2 separate regions of the Homo sapiens genome follow, and region 2 is linked to region 1. A link is an interaction called in ENCODE POLR2A ChIA-PET data of the cell type or tissue named here. Cell type or tissue: endothelial cell of umbilical vein. All regions are shown on one strand. Each heading gives the region's core, and the rest is flanking DNA. Links, peaks and the distances in the headings are about the cores only.

Region 1 (2,915 bases), core at 96-2,595:
AAAACACAAAAATTAGCCAGGTGTGGTGGCATGCACTTGTAATCCCAGCTACTTGGGAGGCTGAGAGAGGAGAATCGCTTGAACCCGGGAGGCGGAGGTTGCAGTGAGCAAGATCACACCATTGCACTCCAGCCTGGGTGACAAGAGTGAAACTCTGTCTCCAAAAAAAAAAGAAAAAAAAAAAGAAAGAAATTAATATCCTAGTCTTTTCTCCAAATTTAGTGGCTTAACTATAATTAGAGAAAATGTTAGAACCAAAGAGCCCAGATAACAGGGAAACCAGGCTGGCTTTAGGACATTAAATTTATGGACCACTGTATGCATGTTAGGAAATCAGTGGGCTTTTTAACCTGCCTTCACCATGCTGGTCAAAGGACTCACTTTTTTTTTTTTAACCATTTTATTGAGAAAAAAATGTTTTATGTATTTCATGTAGAACTTGATGAATTCGGGGAGAAGTGTATAGCCTTGACAATCAAGGCATAAACTTAACACTTTCAGAAGTTTCCTCTGCTGCTTTTATTGATTTAGTTTTAAATTTCTTTTTGTTTTCTTTTTTTTTTTGAGATGGAGTCTTGCTATGTCACGCAGGCTGGAGTGCAATGGCACGATCTTGGCTCACTACAATTATTTTTAAATTTCTAAAATTTTTTTTACTTTTGTGGTAAGAACATTTAACGTAAGTTCTATTTTCTTAGCAAAATGTTAGGTATAATAAAACATTATTGTTAACTAGAGGCCCTCTTTTGTCCAGAATTTATTCATCTTGCATATAAACACTTTGTACCTTTTGAATCACTCCTCCCCATTTCTCCCTTCTCCAGCAACTATTCTGGAAACCACCTTTCCACTCTTTGGTTCTACCACTTTGAATATTTCAGATTCCTTATAAAAGTGGGATCATGCAATATTTGTGCTTCTGTGTCTGGCTTGTTTCACTCAGCTTAATGTCTTCTAGGTCCATCCATGTTGTTGCAAATGGCAGGCTATCCTTCTTTTCCAGGGTTGAATAATATTCCATTCAAACTCATTTATTTCTGTCTTCCTCCTGTGTGCCAAAAACATAATCCATGATGCTGACATAGCCATGTCCTCCTTTAATCTCAGCCATAATTGATGTTGTAGACGTTCTCCGCTGACACATACGGGTAACGGACTACAAGAGAGAGAATATGAATCTGCTGCTGCCATTATGAGACCTTATTTTTACATGGAAACCAAATCATATTGAGTGAGATGCAAACTGCTTAGATGAAATGTTTATAAGAACCAATTTAGGTCATTATAAACAGAATGAATAACTTGATTATCTCGAAGCATATTGTTTCAGAATAAGAAGTTAACTCTCGAGTTCTGTGTCTTTTTCCTTTGAAAATGATAAAGTAGTTCCTCAGCTCTGTGATTCACTTCCTGTTTTGGGGGACAGGATGTTGGATAAATGGTAAGGCCCAGACATGTCTACTCTTCTAGCTTTGCAAATGGGTCAAATTTCCCTTGTTTATTCAAGGAACCAGGGATAAAGTTGCCTCTTGTCAAACTAGAGGAAACTTCTTAGAACAGAAGGCCATGCTTTAGGGATGTTTTAATCCATATATTCTTTTTATTCTGTGGCCTTGGCTTTACTCTGTTTCTATAATTTTCCCTTTTGGTTTGTCTTCTCTATGTCTTCTTTCTGTAATGACGAGTAGCAGTTGATCATATGTTGTCTATAAGAAGATGAATGATTCACAGTAACTATGCATCTCCCCTATTCCCTTCCTAACAAAATTTTGGAGGCATGCAAAAATGAGTCTTTTAAATGAGATTTAAAACTTTTCAGGCCGGGTGTGGTGGCTTATGCCTGTGATCCCATTACTTTGGGAAGCCGAGGCGGGTGGATCACTTGAGGTCAGGAGTTTGAGACCAGCCTGGCCAACGTGGTGAAACCCCGTCTCCACTAAAAATACAAAAAGTAGCCAAGCGTGGTGGCACATGCCTGTAGTTCCAGCTACTCAGGAGGCTGAGGCAGGAGAATCACTTGAACCTGGGAGGCAGAGGTTTCAGTGAGCCACTGCACTCTAGCCTGGTGAAAGAGAGAGACTCCATCTCAAACAAAACAAAACAAATTTTCTTTCCTAAAGTCTCAAAGCTTTATTCGTTTCCATTGTACATTTCAAATGAACAATGAAACTAATACTTGTATTTGATTTGACTATTGATTTGTCACAAATCCTACTCTTTTCTTGATGGTGAGGATTATAGGAAATTTTACTTGGGCTGGGGGCAGGTAAAGAAAGACAGTTGTTTTTTATGATATTGTTCTAATATGCATATTTCCATATGCATACTTTTATTTTTTTCTTTTCTTTTCTTTTCTTTTTTTGAGATGGAACCTTGCTCTGTTGCCCAGACTGGAATGCAGTGGTGTAATCTCGGCTCACTGCAATCTCCGACTCTTAGGTTCAAGTTTTTCTCCTGCCTCAGCCTCCTGAGTAGCTGGGATTACAGGTGTGCACCACCATGCCCAGCTAATTTTTGTATTTTTAGTAGAGACGGGGTTTCACCATGTTGGCCAGGTTGGTCGCGAACTCTTAACCTCAAGTGATCAGCCCGCCTCAACCTTTCAAAGTGCTGAGATTACAAGCGTGAGCCACCACGCCTGGCCATACTTTCCTTTCCTAAATTTTCCTTCATGAATTTCAGAGGTATACAGGATTCTTCTGCATTCTTCACAAGAGATTACATGAAAAGAAAACATAACATTGGATTGATCTGAATGAAAAAACAAAAGCCTGAGATGAAAAAGAGTAAAAAAGACACTATGCAAGATAGCTTACATACCAACTCCTTGGTATTACAGGTTTAGCATCCCAAAGTGGAAAATCTAAAATGTAAAATGCTTCCAAAATCCAAAACTTTTTGAGCCCTGACGTGAT
Region 2 (2,915 bases), core at 286-2,785, 160 kb before region 1:
CTGATATGCAGAAACATGGAGGGATGAAACAAGATGGAGTCTGGAATGTGTTTGGGATGTTCCAGGCATTTCATTCCTACTGACCCTGCAGGGGAGTAGGTGGGAGCTAGGCTGAGTGACAAGTGCTAGTTCATATTAAAATTGAAAGAGGGTTTTCTTTCTTTTTCTTTTCTTTTTTTTTTTTTGAGACGAAGTCTCACTCTGTTGCCCAAGCTGGAGTGCAGTGGCGTGATCTCAGCTCACTGCAACCTCCACCTCCCTGGTTCAAGCGATTCTCTTGCCTCAGCCTCCTAAGTAGCTGGGATTACAAGTGCTCACCACCATGCCCAGCTAATTTTTGTATTTTTAGTAGAGACAAAGTTTCACTATGTTGGCCAGGCTGGTCTTGAACTCCTGACCTTGTGATCCACCCACCTCGGCCTCCCAAAGTGCTGGGATTATAGGCTTGAGCCACCGTGCCCGGCCAGTTGTTTTTTTTTTTTTTTTTTTTTTTTTTTTTTGAGACGGAGTCTCACTCTGTCGCCCAGGCTGGAGTGCAATGGTGTGATCTCGGCTCACTGCAACCTCAGCCTCCTGGGTTCAAACAATTCTGCCTCAGCCTCCCGAATAGCTGGGACTACAGATGCCCGCCACCACGCCCGGCTAATTTTTTTTTTTTTGTATTTTTATTAGAGATGGGGTTTCACTGTGTTAGCCAGGATGGTCTCCATCTCCTGACCTCATGATCCGCCTGTCTCGGCCTCCCAAAGTGCTGGGATTACAGGCGTGAGCCACCACACTCAGCTGGTCTCGATCTCTTGACCTTGTGATCCGCCCGCCTTGGCCTCCCAAAGTCCTGGGATTATAGGCATGAGCCACCACACCTGGCCACACCTGGCTAATTTTTGTATTTTTAGTAAAGACAAGGTTTTGCCATGTTGGCCAGGCTGGTCTCGAACCCCTGACCTCAGGTGTTCTGCCCGCTTGGGCCTCTCCAAGTGCTAGGATTACAGGCCTGAGCCACCACGCCCAGCCTAAAATGGAGTTTTAACAGCACAACTTCTACGTGTCATTTTAATGTACCTCACAGCCCAAAAGTTGTAAACCTAATTAGAAATGTTTGAACATACGTACATTACCACAAATGCATTTTTTTTTTTTGAGACAGAGTCTCACCCAGGCTGTAATGCAGTGGCACGAATCTCGGCTCACTGCAACCTCCATTTCCTGGGCTCAAGAGATTCTCCTGCCTCAGCCTCCTGAGTAAGCTGGGATTACAGGTGTGTGTCACCACGCCCAGCTAGTTTTTTTTTTCTTTTGTGTTTTTAGTAGAGATGGGGTTTCACCATGTTGGCCAGGCTAATCTCGAACTCCTGACCTCAGGTAATCAGCCCGCCTTGGCCTCCCAAAGTGCTGGGATTACGGGAGTGAGCCACCGCTCCCAGCCACAAATACATATTTTCAAAACTCGATTTTTCCTCCAAAATTAAATGTGTGTCTGGATCATATACCACTGAATAGGGTGACACCATGTCTAGTTTATATCAATCAGGATGTATTTGTCCTCACGTAAGAAAATAGTCAACTAACAGTGGCTTAAAAAGTAAGGATTTTTCTTTTTCTTTTCTCTCTTTCTTTTTCTTTTTTTTCCTTCTTTCCTTCCTTCCTTCCTTCCTTCCTTCCTTCCCTCCTTCCTTCCTCCCTTCCCTTCCTTCCTTCCTTCCTTCCTCCCTTCCCTCCCTTCCCTTCCTTCCCTTCCTTCCCTTCCCTTCCTTTCCCTTCCCTTCCTTCCTTCCTTCCCTCTTTCTTTGTTTCGTTCATTTCACCTTGAAGGAATTCAGAGTATAGCTGTTCCAGGACTGGCTAATTCAGCAGATCAGTAACATCATGGTTCCTGGTCAGCTGGTAACCTGGACCTAGGAAAGAAACGGTGAATATTTGTCTTTTTTTTTGAGATGGAGTCTCACTCTCTCTCTCGCCCAGGCTGGAGTGCGGTGGCGTGATCTTGGCTCACTGAAGCCTCTGCCTCCTGGGTTCAAGTAATTCTCTGCCTCAGCCTCCTGAATAGCTGGGATTACAAGTGCCCGCCACCACACCCAGCTAATTTTTGTATTTTTAGTAGAGACAGGGTTTCACCATCTTGGCCAGGCTGATCTTGAACTCCTGACCTCATGGTCCACCCGCCTCGGCCTCTCAAAGTGCTGGGATTACAGGCGTGAGCCACCTTGCCCGGCCGAATATTTGTCTGAATACAAACACACGCGCACACATGCACACGTTTAAGTATACTATTTGATGATTTTTGGAGTGGGGAGACTTATAGAATTGTACTACTTTCACCATTTCCAGAACTTTATTTTTATTTTATTTATTTATTTATTTTTGAGACTGAGTCTCGCTCTGTCACCCAGGCTGGAGTGCAGTGGCGTGATCTTGGCTTACTGCAAGCTCCACCTCCCAGGTCCACGCCATTCTTCTGCCTCAGCCTCCCGAGTAGCTGGGACTACAGGTGCCTGCCACCATGCCTGGCTAATTTTTTGTATTTTTAGTAGAGACGGGGTTTCACCGTGTTAGCCAGAATGGTCTTGATCTCCTGACCTCGTGATCCACCCGCCTTGGCCTCCCAAAGTGCTGGGATTACAGGCGTGAGCCACTGCGCCCGGCCCCATTTCCAGAACTTTCTATCATTCCCTAAAGATCCCTTGTGTCCACTGTGGTCAATTTCTATTCCCATCCACCAGTCACAGGTAACTACTAGTTTCTATCTCTATATATGTCTACATTTTCAGAACAGTTTATGGAGGTGGAATCTTACAATTAGTGTGGCCTTTTTGCCTGGCTTCTTTTGCTCACCATAAAGTTTATGAGATCAGTCTGTGTCATAGCATGTATCAGTAGTTTGATCCTTTTCATTGGTGTGTAGTGGTGCATCGTGT

Evidence for each region. Peaks named below come from ENCODE experiments on the same cell type or tissue, not always from the same donor. Only the 100,000 strongest peaks of a DNase experiment are listed, where the experiment ranks them.
Region 2: POLR2A ChIA-PET joins it to region 1 with 7 read pairs; 4 of 35 experiments call an interaction of 5 or more read pairs at or near these places.

The regions. Positions count from the first base shown.
Region 1 is chr6:21,839,203-21,842,117 of GRCh38, forward strand. All of the region lies in intron 4 of CASC15 (cancer susceptibility 15), which reads left to right. Among named protein-coding and RNA genes, the nearest start is that of CASC15, 170 kb to the left of the region's middle. In endothelial cell of umbilical vein, for the core only: no CTCF peak of the experiment used is centred there; a DNase peak (open chromatin) is centred at 1,379; H3K27ac peaks cover 2,445 bases.
Region 2 is chr6:21,675,282-21,678,196 of GRCh38, forward strand. All of the region lies in intron 2 of CASC15 (cancer susceptibility 15), which reads left to right. Among named protein-coding and RNA genes, the nearest start is that of CASC15, 10 kb to the left of the region's middle. In endothelial cell of umbilical vein, for the core only: no CTCF peak of the experiment used is centred there; no DNase peak of the experiment used is centred there.